3 separate regions of the Homo sapiens genome follow, and all the other regions are linked to region 3. A link is an interaction called in ENCODE POLR2A ChIA-PET data of the cell type or tissue named here. Cell type or tissue: MCF 10A. All regions are shown on one strand.

Region 1 (4,000 bases), 440 kb after region 3:
TTAAATGGCAATTTAATAAAACTAACTTACTTTGGGCTGGGCTCACCTATGTGCTTTACACCTATTAATTTAATCCTCACAACAAACCTATAAGGTAAGTAAAATTAATTTTTATTCCTATTGTACAGATGAAGAAACTGAAAGATTAAGGAATGTTCCCAAGTTATATGCTAGTACATGGTTGGGAGTTGGATTTAAATTCAGTGATTCAGAATCCAGTATCCAATTTTATATTATCATACTTGACTGCAGCCTACACAGCATTTCAAATGAGCATTTAAGAATATCCAGGGATATTTATTTTTCTTAGCATTCTGTCATGATACAAGGCTTAACTTTCTAAATTAATTGAATTTACTCTAAAAATCAGTTATTGGAAATTGAATTCTTCACAATTAAATAATTTCCAAGTAATCAGATATATATCAACTTTGTTCAATTAAGGAATTTGCTTTGATAAATACAAAGTTTATCACAATGTTTCAGAGTTTTTAAATTTTAAATTTCAATATATATAGAAAGCTATGAGATATTATGAAAGATGCTAATATGAATGATATTACTTACCTGTGTATATTTCATGACATTTTTCCCAAAAAAATTTAATAAATACAAAATCATGTTTAAAATTTGGACTGATTTATTTGAATTATCTAATTCATTCTACAAATTTCCCCAAGAATCCCCATTCTAGAAATCAGAAGTGTAGTCAGGCCCTAGGCCTGGCTGGGATGAGCTACCTGCATCTAATCCATAGTCTTATGTTCTGTCCCCTGCCACACTAAAGCATGAGGTAACCCCAAACAAGATCTCGGCCAAACTAAAGAGCAGGTGCTATTATACTTGCTTTTTGTTTAATCTAGCTACCCATATCCTCAGATTATATTTATTGTGTACATACCATATTCAATAGGAACCTTAGTGATACAACCATATACATTTTTATTAACAAATAGAGCATATGGATATCAAATTGCTTTATTTCATATATTTTTTAAATTTAATAATTAGATTTGCTTTTGATAATATTTGTAATTCATATCTATACCAAGGCACTAAGGCTATATCAATGCTTTAAAAATCATATAATTAAAATTTACAAAATAACCAGAAAACAAAAAGAAAGAAAAGTACAGTAATTCTCAAGATAAGGGAGGTTTTCTCCATGTTGGTATTTCCAATCCAGGCCACCAAAAGAGACAACTTAGTTCATTCAAATCGTCAGAAAACTATGTAAATATTTATTGGCTTGATTTAGTCATTCCACAGTTTATACATATCTCAAAACAACATGTACATGATAAATATATACAATTTTGTCAATGAAAATAGATTTACAAATAAAAACACATAAATTGTTTTTAAAATGTCCAAAATTATTATATTAGCAAATTAACTAAAACAAGTAGCCATTATATAAATATTAACTAAAATAATTTTTTTAAAAAAATACTATTCTAAATAATGTAAGGCTGTGCTGTCCTCTAAAAATCTGAAGATCATTGCAATATTCAGAAATGTTTCCCATCACCTACTTCCTGGGAAAACAAATATTCTACCTTATTGTGTATTAGAAGAATCATTCTCTGTAGGGCTAGTCCAAGCATGATTCATATTTTCGGGATGACTCTCCAGTTTTCCTGTAAAGGGGAGCCTGCCTGGCCCATCCCTCCTCTCATGTGTAGCTGAGTCATTTTTATGCGCTGAGAAAGGAATTGTGCAGTTACTACATTTATCTGGTCTTTTCTACCAAGTAACTCAAGGTACTGCTTTAAAAAGAGCAACAATGTTGGAAAATAATTTTGAGACATGTTATAACCACAAGTAATGGTTCTTTTCCATGACAAATTTGAACACGCACTCTTTGGAATCAAGGTTTCAGCTGGAATGTCTAGAAGGGAAGAGTCCTGACATCTTATGTCTGACATAATTACTCATTTGGTTCAGACTTGGACTAGTCTATTCATTATAACCCTAGAAAATAAACAATCTACATTGTTTCAAGAGCAACCATAGTCTTTTGCCAAATAGAAATCTAAATTGACTGTCATATAATTTTCTTTGTACCATTAGTTTGTTTTTTTTTTTTTTCTCTTTATGACAACTTTGGTTAGAATTTAGCAGTAGTTGGCTCACACCTGTAATCCCAGCACTTTGGGAGGCCAAGGCGGGTGGATCACCTGAGGTCAGGAGTTCGAGACCAGCCTAACCAACATGGTGAAACTCCGTCTCTGCTAAAGATACAAAATTAGCCGGGTGTGGTGGTGTGCCCATGCCTGTAATCCCTGTTACTCGGGAGGCTAAGGCAAGAGAATCCCTTGAACCCGGGAGACGAAGCTTACATTGAGTCAAGATCGCACCATTGCACTCCAGCCAGGGCAAAAATTGCACTCCAGCCAGGGCAAAAAGAGCGAAACTCCGTCTCAAAAAAAAAAAAAAAAAGAATTTAGTAGTAGTGAGGTACATGCTCTGGAGTTAGGCTACTGCGGTCGCTATCCTATTATGGCCATTAGCTAGGGCAAAGTATTCATTCCCTTGCATCTCCAATTCTTCATCTGTATACTAGGGATTATAATACTAGAATCTCCTTCAGGTGCCTGCTGTAAGTATTACATAAAACAGTAAGTATAAAGCTCTAGGAGTAGCAGCTGATACCGAAACTACACAATAAACATTAGCTACTGTTATTACTCTTCTAGTTTTTTTTTTCTTCTGACTTATTTTCCACCATTATTTTCCGACCAGATTCATCCGATAATCAGTGGATTAGCAAATACTTGTTAAGCACCTGTGAGGGTTACAAGAAAAAAAAAATAACCTAATAGCACTGAACTGGAAAGTTTACAATACTCCTGGCTTAGCACAGAAATTCTTTCATGTGCATAAAACAAGAAATAATAAACTGTGGTAAACCATCATGGGCTAAATTTCATGGTACAGAATATGTGTTGTACAAACTCAGAAAAAGAGACATCAGTAAAGACAATTTCATGGAGGTTGTTGGAACTTGATGGATCTGGAAGGATGAGCAATATTTAAGTGGGTGGAGTAGAAAGAGGTAATGCATGCCAGGCAGAACAGAAGATGAAAAATGACACAGATGAATGTCTCATATGCTCTTGAGAAGGTGAAGACCCTAGCCTACATGGCTTCATTTTACTGTCATTTAATTTTTTGGGGCCACTCTGAAAATTAAGTTCAATATTTAAATTGAAGTAATAGAGCAGAGATGAACAGATCCATGTCTCACTGCAAACAGGGTTTGTGATTGGAATAGCATATCCTCATCTTTTACGTTTTGTTCTCTAAACCAGACTGGTTCCATTCCATTCTTTTCACTTGTACAATTAAAGAAAATGTTCTGTAATTGTAGAGGACTAATACAGGATTGCCTTCCTACAAATCAGTTGGGTGGCTGAAGGTTTTTAATAATCCCCTGTGGCCCCTTTCTGAAGCATTTCACAATGGTGCTTACCAATGTTTCCCAAAGCAATGACTTTCATAGCTTCCAGGAACGGTGTATAAAGCAGCCAGGTAAGAATTGTGTGGTTGCTGCAACTGACTATTAGGCATAGTTTTTGCAAAGTCCAATAGGTTCTTCTTTATGTCATCAAAATTCTGTAGTCAATTAAAAAACTGGTGGAATGTGTTTATATTGACAGTAATATTCCTTTTCCTGGTAGGAACTTACCCTTTGATTATGGCTTCTTGAAACTTACTTCTTTTGAAATAGAAACAAATCACAATATGAACAATAGAATATAATAATCAGGATTATTCATTGTATATAATTCCTTATTTGAAGAATTCACATTTAATTCGACTTTATTTAAATGTCTGCAGGTGGTCATATTGGTTCATGGAGAATTGCGAATAGAGGTAAAGTATGAAAAAGGTTTTTGTACTTAAAATAATAGTTTAGTTTAAAAAAAAATTAAATTGTGTTTAGTAGAAATGAATATTTAATTTCTAAAATTATTCAATAATTTAATTGTGAAAA
Region 2 (4,000 bases), 190 kb after region 3:
GAAAAGACGCTGTGGTCTCTGTCTTATTATGTTATTCATGGACACCAAGCAACTACAGAGATCTTCATCCTATTACTTTTAAAAAATGTAGCTTCCATTAATTCTTATTGGGCATGTATTCAGGCTTTAATCAAAACACGAAGTTCTTATTTTCAAATATTTCAACAGTTATTTTGGTCAAAGAGTCAGCTGTAAATTCCTACATGAAAAGTAAATGAGTGGCTGGGCGTGGTGGCTCACACCTAAACTTTCAGCATTTGGGAGGCTAAAGTGGGTGGATTGCTTGAGCTCAGGAGTTCAGGACCGGCCTGAGCAACATGGCGAAACCTCATCTCTACAAAAAAATAACAAAAATTAGCCACGTATGGTGGCACACTCCTGTGGTCCCAGCTACTCGGGAGGCTGAGGTGGGAAGATCACTTGAGCTGGAGAGGTGGAGGTTGCAGTGAGCCAAGATAGCGCCACTGCACTCCAGTCTGGGTGACAGAGTGAAACCCTGTCTCAAAAAGGAAGAAAAGGCTGGGCGCGGTGGCTCACGCCTGTAATCCCAGCACTTTAGGAGGCCGAGGTGGGCGGATCACGAGGTCAGGAGATCGAGACCACGGTGAAACCCCGTCTCTACTAAAAATACAAAAAATTAGCCAGGCGGGGTGGCGGGCACCTGTAGTCCCAGCTACTCGGGAGGCTGAGGCAGGAGAATGGCGTGAACCCAGGAGGCGGAGCTTGCAGTGAGCTGAGATTGCGCCACTGCACTCCAGCCTGGGCGACAGAGCGAGACTCCGTCTCAAAAAAAAAAAAAAAAAAAAAAGCAAATGAGCAGGCCTTTTCATATCAGAAATTCAGAGGCTCTCTTATATATGCCATAAATAAAATAGTGACAACAGAGAGCCTGTAGAGACACAGCTTGAATGGAAAATTATTGAAGTTTCTCCAAGCTAAAATTTATATTTGCATGCTTTGTGTAGCTACATACTTTAGCTAGACACTTTAGCCTACTTTCTATCCAGCCATCGTGGAAAGTAAACATGTGCCTGTTTAACACCCAGTGTTTCTCAAACATTGATCCATACTTACTATGTCAGAAATACCTGAAGAGTTATTTTGTTTTGTTTTGTTTTGTTTTGTTTTTGTTTTTTTTTTTTGAGATGGAGTTTTGCTCTCGTTGCCCAGGCTGGAGTGCAATGGTGCAATCTCAGCTCACTGCAACCCCCGCCTCCCGGGTTCAAGCAATTCTCCTGCCTTAGCCTCCCGAGTAGCTGGGATTACAAACGCCCACCACCACACCCAGCTGATTTTTGTATTTTTAGTAGAGACGGTGTTTCACCATGTTGGCCAGGCTGCCCTCGAACTCCTGATCTGAGATGATCCACCCAACTCGGCCCTCAAAATGTTGGGATTAGAGGCGTAAGCCACAGCGCCCAGCTGAGTTTTTTAAGTATATTAATTATTGGGTCCAACCTTAACAGATTCTGAGTCAGGTAAGTCTGTGTTGGATCCTTTAACTGTTGTATTTTGTTAATTTTTTTTTTTAATTTCCTAGGTGATTGAGATACACAGCCATGTTAGGAAACCGTGACTTTAAACCCAAATGTTTAATCTTTTTTGCAGATTTCATTAGCAATAATTCACAAAGCATATTCATCTTCTACAGCTCATGAAATAACTCTGTTCTTGAAAATCAGAGTACATGTAGAGGAGAAGGGGTTTTTGTTCTGACAATATAATACTGTCCAATGCTACGTGATTGGTAGATAAGGCCTCCAAATCCCTCATAAATTGTGGGATTTAGATGAGATAATTTTAAAGTTCACTGAAGCCATAAAGTTATTTAACCTATGTAATCTACAGAATTAGATGTGAAATAGAAATGTTGATTATGATTTTCATCAAAAGCATATGGGCTATATAAATTGCTAGGAAAACGTGAAACAAATTAAAAAGCCATAAATAAAAGAGCTTAATCCTTGAATTAAAACAAACAAACAAAAAAGCAACCACATTCATAGCTGAATCTACCTGAAAGGCCAGGATTAGTCATATAATGATTTAACCCCTGCTTTGGTCAGCATTTTTCTATAATTTCCTTGCCAACCCAGAATGAGAATGGTGACAGGTCTGGAAAGTAGTTTTCAGTGTGCTGAGCTTGAACAAAGAACAGTTTCCAGGGTGGGTGGGGTGAACCTTATTTTTCAGTGAGATGTCACTCCTGTCTGATTAGGACGCTGTGAATCACTGTATATTTGGCACACTGCCAACTGAAACGTACCTTTGCTTTTCTCCCTTTGGTCTCTCCCTCACTTATTATCATGGGAAAAGATAAAATTCACAAGCTCTAGATCAAGAGTTTACTTCTCAAAAGAAATATCTCATTTTAGAAGCACATTCTAACATCCCAGAATCACACGTCGATTAGATTGTCTTCAATCTAAACTATTATTTGTGATAAAAGCTCTAAATTACTGTATTCCTTTCTAATTTTATTATCCTTAAACTGTACCTTAACTATGTTCACTTTTTGTACAATTGGAAAATGGTTGTATATTAAGTATTCATCAGTCATTACTGAATTTCAGGGGGCAAAATTACAAATCATTTGTTAAACTTTCAAAATTATCTTTGTCTATAATCTCTCTTGTACCCTGAAAGACCACAGTAATACCATACTTTCTTTCCTCTCCTACTTAATGTTATTATACAGCTATTGAAACCACAATGGAGAATAAAAGAAGAGAAATAGCCATGTGTTTCATTTAAGATGAATAATTTCATCTAAGTAATTTCTACAAGACATTGCTTTGTTGTCTTTAAATTTCATTTACTTGAATGGGAATCAAAGGCATCTCCTTGTGAGTTATTCAGCACAAATCAGATTCCTTATTGGAAATTAAGCTTTGGACCTTGGCAATAGAACTACCTTCAATAAGACAGTAACATTGAAAATGTTTTTTCCCACCCACTGATTCTGCTTTACAGATCTAACATTTCCTCTCCCGATGTCGGAATAGCTCTGATATCACCCCCTCCTCCTTTCCTGTCTTGAGTCTTTGTTCTTCAAGTCCAGTGTCAATGATCATTTTATCAATGATCAGCTTCATTTCAAAGCTTGCAATGAGGTGACAATGCCAGGGCTTCCACGTCAGAGAAATAGGCCACCTTTGTCACCTGGCAAAAAACATTCTATTGGCACCTTCAAACCCATCTTTAGATATCAAGCTAGTAGTTTGGTGAAAATAAAAGTGCACCTTTACTAAATGTACCTCGAATGGCAAGGCCCTTCCAAAACCAAAACATTTAGACCAGGGGAGAGCTAAAATGTCTGACAGTTGTGTAAAGTGCAAGATTTAGGTGTGTGATGAATAATGATGTGAAAGGATGCATGTTGCATTTCTAGCCTGCAAACAATGACCATTTTTTGAAGAGTCAAGCAGCAAGCAGGGTGTCACCACAGCCTCCAGGTCTCTCCCAAGTGTCCTGCTGGTGATGGTTTCTGTGCGCCTGTCTGTAAAATTCTCCACCCTCGTACCCAAGCCCATAGCTCCTCCTTGTTGAGACTTGTCCCATTAGTCTTCTGAGGCTAGAACAAACCCAGGCGAAAGTCTTGATTGCTGGCTGAGATAATCAGGAATAAGTTGATTCTATTTAGCAACTTCTCAGCTGTGCGGTGGAGGTGGTTTCAACATTATAATCGAGGAAGTCCATAATGCCTTCCTAGAGATTGGTATCCAAATCAAAAACCTTCATGTTTACCTTGGTGCTACTAGCTTTGTCTTGAAAGTTTAAACCCTGCCAACTTAAGGAAATCTCTTATCATGTAAGTTTGACAGCTCTGTTTACTTTAGCCCTGACCTATAGTTTAATAGTGAAAAGTTTGGAGGAAACAAACCTCATAGGAGAATGCTTGACATTATTAAAATGCAAAGTACACAAAAGAGAAGCTACTGTGAAAGCTGTCTCCATTTGTGACTCACTCCTTGAAGAAATTTCTGGCCTTTATGCCATG
Region 3 (4,000 bases):
TCATTTTACAGAGCAGAAAACGGGAAAAGGAGATAAACTGATTTTTTTTTAAGACCAAAAGATAATCATTTGAGCTTGAATTTGAAGCCAGGTAGTCTGACCTGAGTCCATTTCCTTAGCCTACGCTATAATCCCTCTGCTATCGTGTGCTGCTTAATTGGCTCACTGATCTCTAAAAAATTTCCAAATCAATCTTTGACTAAAATTCAGTTTTAGATAACAAATCAAGTAAAACCCATAAAACATTATGTTACACTGTACTATAAAGTTGAAGCACTTTTTCTTCAATTTCTCTTTCTGCTTATCAAAACAATCACTGGCTAAACATTGAACAAAATCAAAACTGGTGAATAAAATTATTTTAAATCTTTCTCCACACCTAGGTATTAACAGAGTAAGACATTAGTATCACGAGTCCACTAAAAAGTCAAGAAAGTTTCTGAATCTTAGAATCTACAAAACATATGTAAAACCTTTTTTTATTTTGTATGTATATCCCACAAACTGGAGAGTCAAGGAAAAAAATATTAATATCTGTTCGTTTGATGCTGATGAATACTGTTTCACACATTTCATGTGCTGGTGTGATCACACAGAGAGTAAGAGCAACTGCTGGCAATGAGAAATGGATGGAAATTTAGAGAACAGCTGCTGCACTGGAGGAGGTGCAACTATTCAATCCAGAAACACTCGCTGAAGCCTTGGAGTTTCTTTGTCCCATTTTTCGAGGCTTAAGATGGATATTGTTTTAGTAGCTTAAAACTCTCCAAAATTAAAAATCTGGTGAGATGAAATCCTAAAGATTAATGGGATTAGTTAATCTCATTAATTAATAGGAAAGCCTGTAAATTCTCTTCCACCTCAGGGTACGTTTTTGTTTCGCCACTTAAAAAAAGTGCTTAAAAATATCCCACATCTGCACTGAGATGTTAACAACTCCCTAGAAAATGTATAGTTGTGGAAATGGAGCTGAGGACTCTCCATGTTGAGAAGGACCAAGAATAATACTATCCTCACTCAAGCCCATATGCGTCACTGCTGCTGCTCCAATGGACAGAAGCCACTGAGGTGGAATGAGTTTACCCAGAACACAGCAAAAGCCTGTATCACTCATGCTTTGTGGTTACAGAAAAGTTATCTATTTTGGAACATTATAACACTAGTCTCAAGGACATAGCATAACTTTTTAAAATAAAATAATAATATCCCACAGTTTACCAAGTGCTGTTACGTTCAATATTATATTTGAAGAGCTATTAGGGAGGCAGAAAGAAGTATTGTTCCCATTTTACAGATAACACAGAGGCCAACTTTCCAAGATCACACAGCTGTGGAAAACAATTTAACATAGTGCTTGACAGCGTATAGTTAGAGTCAAAGAGCTAGGTTCAAATTCTGTCTACACTACATCCTAGCTGTGTGGCATTGGGAAAGTTATTTAGTCTCTTTAACTCTTCTCTTCTGTGAAATTGTTGTAAGAATGACATTTAACACTACAGCATAAAATAAGGCTTTACACTAAATTCTGAGTAATCTCTCAAGCTGTCACAGAGGCGAATGAAGGGAATAAATGCTGTATGTTTTTGTTAACAGCCAATATATTGCAATAAAAGGAGACGCTAACTAGTAAGACAATGTTTGCAAGCTTTATTCAGCTAAAAGTATACCAGAGCAATTCTTGGTTTGGCCTACTGATTACTTAACTCTTTGAGGTATAAAGGAATGAATAACATGCACTCTTTCCCTGGATATAATTCTGACTAGCAAGGAAGAACCAGGGCATTGGAAGAGGAGGATTCCTTTAGAGTTAACAACATAGTGATGTCATTCTTTAATCAGTACTCAAAAGGTTAGTCATCATTAGGTACATAGCCTACATGACAGAAACATGGATTTTGAACACCATGATTATACAGTGTTTGATTTTCAAATAAAAGATGACTCACTGAGATTAAAAAGTACTTAAAGATGCCAGGCACGGTGGCTCACGTCTGTAATCCTAGCACTTTGGGAGGCCAAGGCGGGCGGATTGCCTGAGCTCAGGAGTTCGAGACCAGCCTGGGCAACACGGTGAAACCCCATCTCTACTAAAATACAAAAAATTAGCCGGGCATGGAGGCATGCGCCTGTAGTCCCAGCTGCTTGGGAGGCTGAGGCAGGAGAATTGCGACAGCAAATTCCAAAAAAAAGAAAAAAAAAAAAAAAGTACTTAAAAGTACTCCATCTCCAAAAAAAAAAAAAAAAAAAGTACTTAAAGACATGATTTAACCACACAATCACAACTCTTTCCCAAGGAAAAGAATAAGATACTTTCAAAGACTAGCATGGCTATCAAAGGAGCCCTGTGATAATAATTCAGCTTTTCTAAGGGTTTGGATAAAATATGAAAAGGATAACACAACATGGCAAAAGCAAATTTTATTAATCAAAATGTTAGCAGACTATGAATGACTCAAAGGAAAAGAGGAGGTACGATTAGCAAAGGAGCTAGTAATGTCAGAAGAAAAATATAATTTAAAAAGTAAACTCCCAAAAGTAGAAATGAATTAAGGTTGCAAGAAGAGAAGATCCTCTTGTGCAAATGAAGTAATGGCTTTATCAAGCTAAGTAACTCAAGTATGGAAAAGAGGCGACATAAGAGAAGCAAGGATACCAAGCCAGAAGGAGAACAGCTCAGGGATTATGAATAAGAGCTCCCCACCAGAGAGATCTGGGTTTGTATCTTGGCTGTATGAACAGAGTTATCTCTCCTAGATAGTCTGGACATTCAACACCTGACTGTGGGGTACAAATCACCTATCCTAGCTGTATGGACTGCAGCATGTTATTTCTCTTTGATTCAGTCTACTCATCTGGAAATGAGAAGAATTAGAATAACAACCACATGGGCTTGTTTTGGAAAGATAAATAAATCTTTTAATTCAATGTTTTTTGGGAAGTTTTGTGGGACACTGTTTCAGAGATGGAAAAAAAGAAGGAAATAAATTAGTTTTATGAAGCAAGCATAAAATTGATAGTAAAAACTTAATAGCAATTATAGAAAAGGAAAAACTATGGTAAATCCTTTTTGTGGATATGGATGTAAATCCTAGACAGAAATTAGACAAAACAGCTGAAAAAAATGAAATTACAATCTTGGCTATGACTTAGGAGAAAAATGCTAATTCTCTCCTACTCTTTCTATGAAATTAATATAATTGTAAAAACATCAAAAGAGATATTTTTAAACTTAGGAGCTGATTTGAAAGTTCACATGGAAGAACAAACAAGGAAGATATTCATAAGAAAAAAATCCACAAAGGAAGATCACTAGGTAAGAGTGGCATGGAACACTGCAAATACTAAAATGCATATTATACATTTGATATTCTTAAATAGCTAGCAATAATACAGCAGCATATAGATGCTAATTAATAAACAATAAATTAACGGTACAAAAGAGAATGTCAATAACAAACTCAAATATACATGTATCTTATTTTATGACAAAGAAAATATGTCAAAACATGAATTGGAACAGATACAAAAACTAAAATTTGATTCATATCACAATTGTTCTAGGATAAATTTCATACAGATCAAAAATTTAACTGGATAGATAATTAAACAATAATAATGTAGAAGAATTTCAGATAAAATGCTTTCATAATGTCAATACCATGATAATGACACAAATCTCACAACCACAGAAGCCTCTGATAAATTGTGACCAAGCAAGCCCTGCCAACAAAACAAATCCTGGAGGTCAAAAACCAACACAAGCAAACTTATAAAACAATAAAAATTGGTAAAAATATTTGCAAAAATATTTCCTTCCGTAAAACTCTTATAAATAAATAGTTAATAGATAAGAAGAGCAAAACATAGAAAGCTGGCTAAAAGACAGGACTAGTGAGCTTGAAGATATAAAATATATTCAATGGCGTCTTCATATAAAAGGAATGCTCAGCTACACTGAAACACCATTTTTTTGCTATTCAACCGATAAATATCAAAACTT

What was found. Peaks named below come from ENCODE experiments on the same cell type or tissue, not always from the same donor. Only the 100,000 strongest peaks of a DNase experiment are listed, where the experiment ranks them.
Region 1: POLR2A ChIA-PET joins it to region 3 with 5 read pairs; 1 of 35 experiments calls an interaction of 5 or more read pairs at or near these places.
Region 2: POLR2A ChIA-PET joins it to region 3 with 5 read pairs; 2 of 35 experiments call an interaction of 5 or more read pairs at or near these places.

The regions. Positions count from the first base shown.
Region 1 is chr18:31,452,597-31,456,596 of GRCh38, forward strand. It overlaps DSG3 (desmoglein 3), which reads left to right. Exons shown (of 16, transcript NM_001944.3): 2 at 3,844-3,879. Among named protein-coding and RNA genes, the nearest start is that of DSG3, 6.9 kb to the left of the region's middle. In MCF 10A, no CTCF peak of the experiment used is centred here; a DNase peak (open chromatin) is centred at 1,655.
Region 2 is chr18:31,195,711-31,199,710 of GRCh38, forward strand. No RefSeq gene overlaps it. Among named protein-coding and RNA genes, the nearest start is that of DSC1, 35 kb to the left of the region's middle. In MCF 10A, no CTCF peak of the experiment used is centred here; a DNase peak (open chromatin) is centred at 2,221.
Region 3 is chr18:31,009,742-31,013,741 of GRCh38, forward strand. All of the region lies in intron 9 of DSC3 (desmocollin 3), which reads right to left. Among named protein-coding and RNA genes, the nearest start is that of DSC3, 31 kb to the right of the region's middle. In MCF 10A, no CTCF peak of the experiment used is centred here; a DNase peak (open chromatin) is centred at 1,870.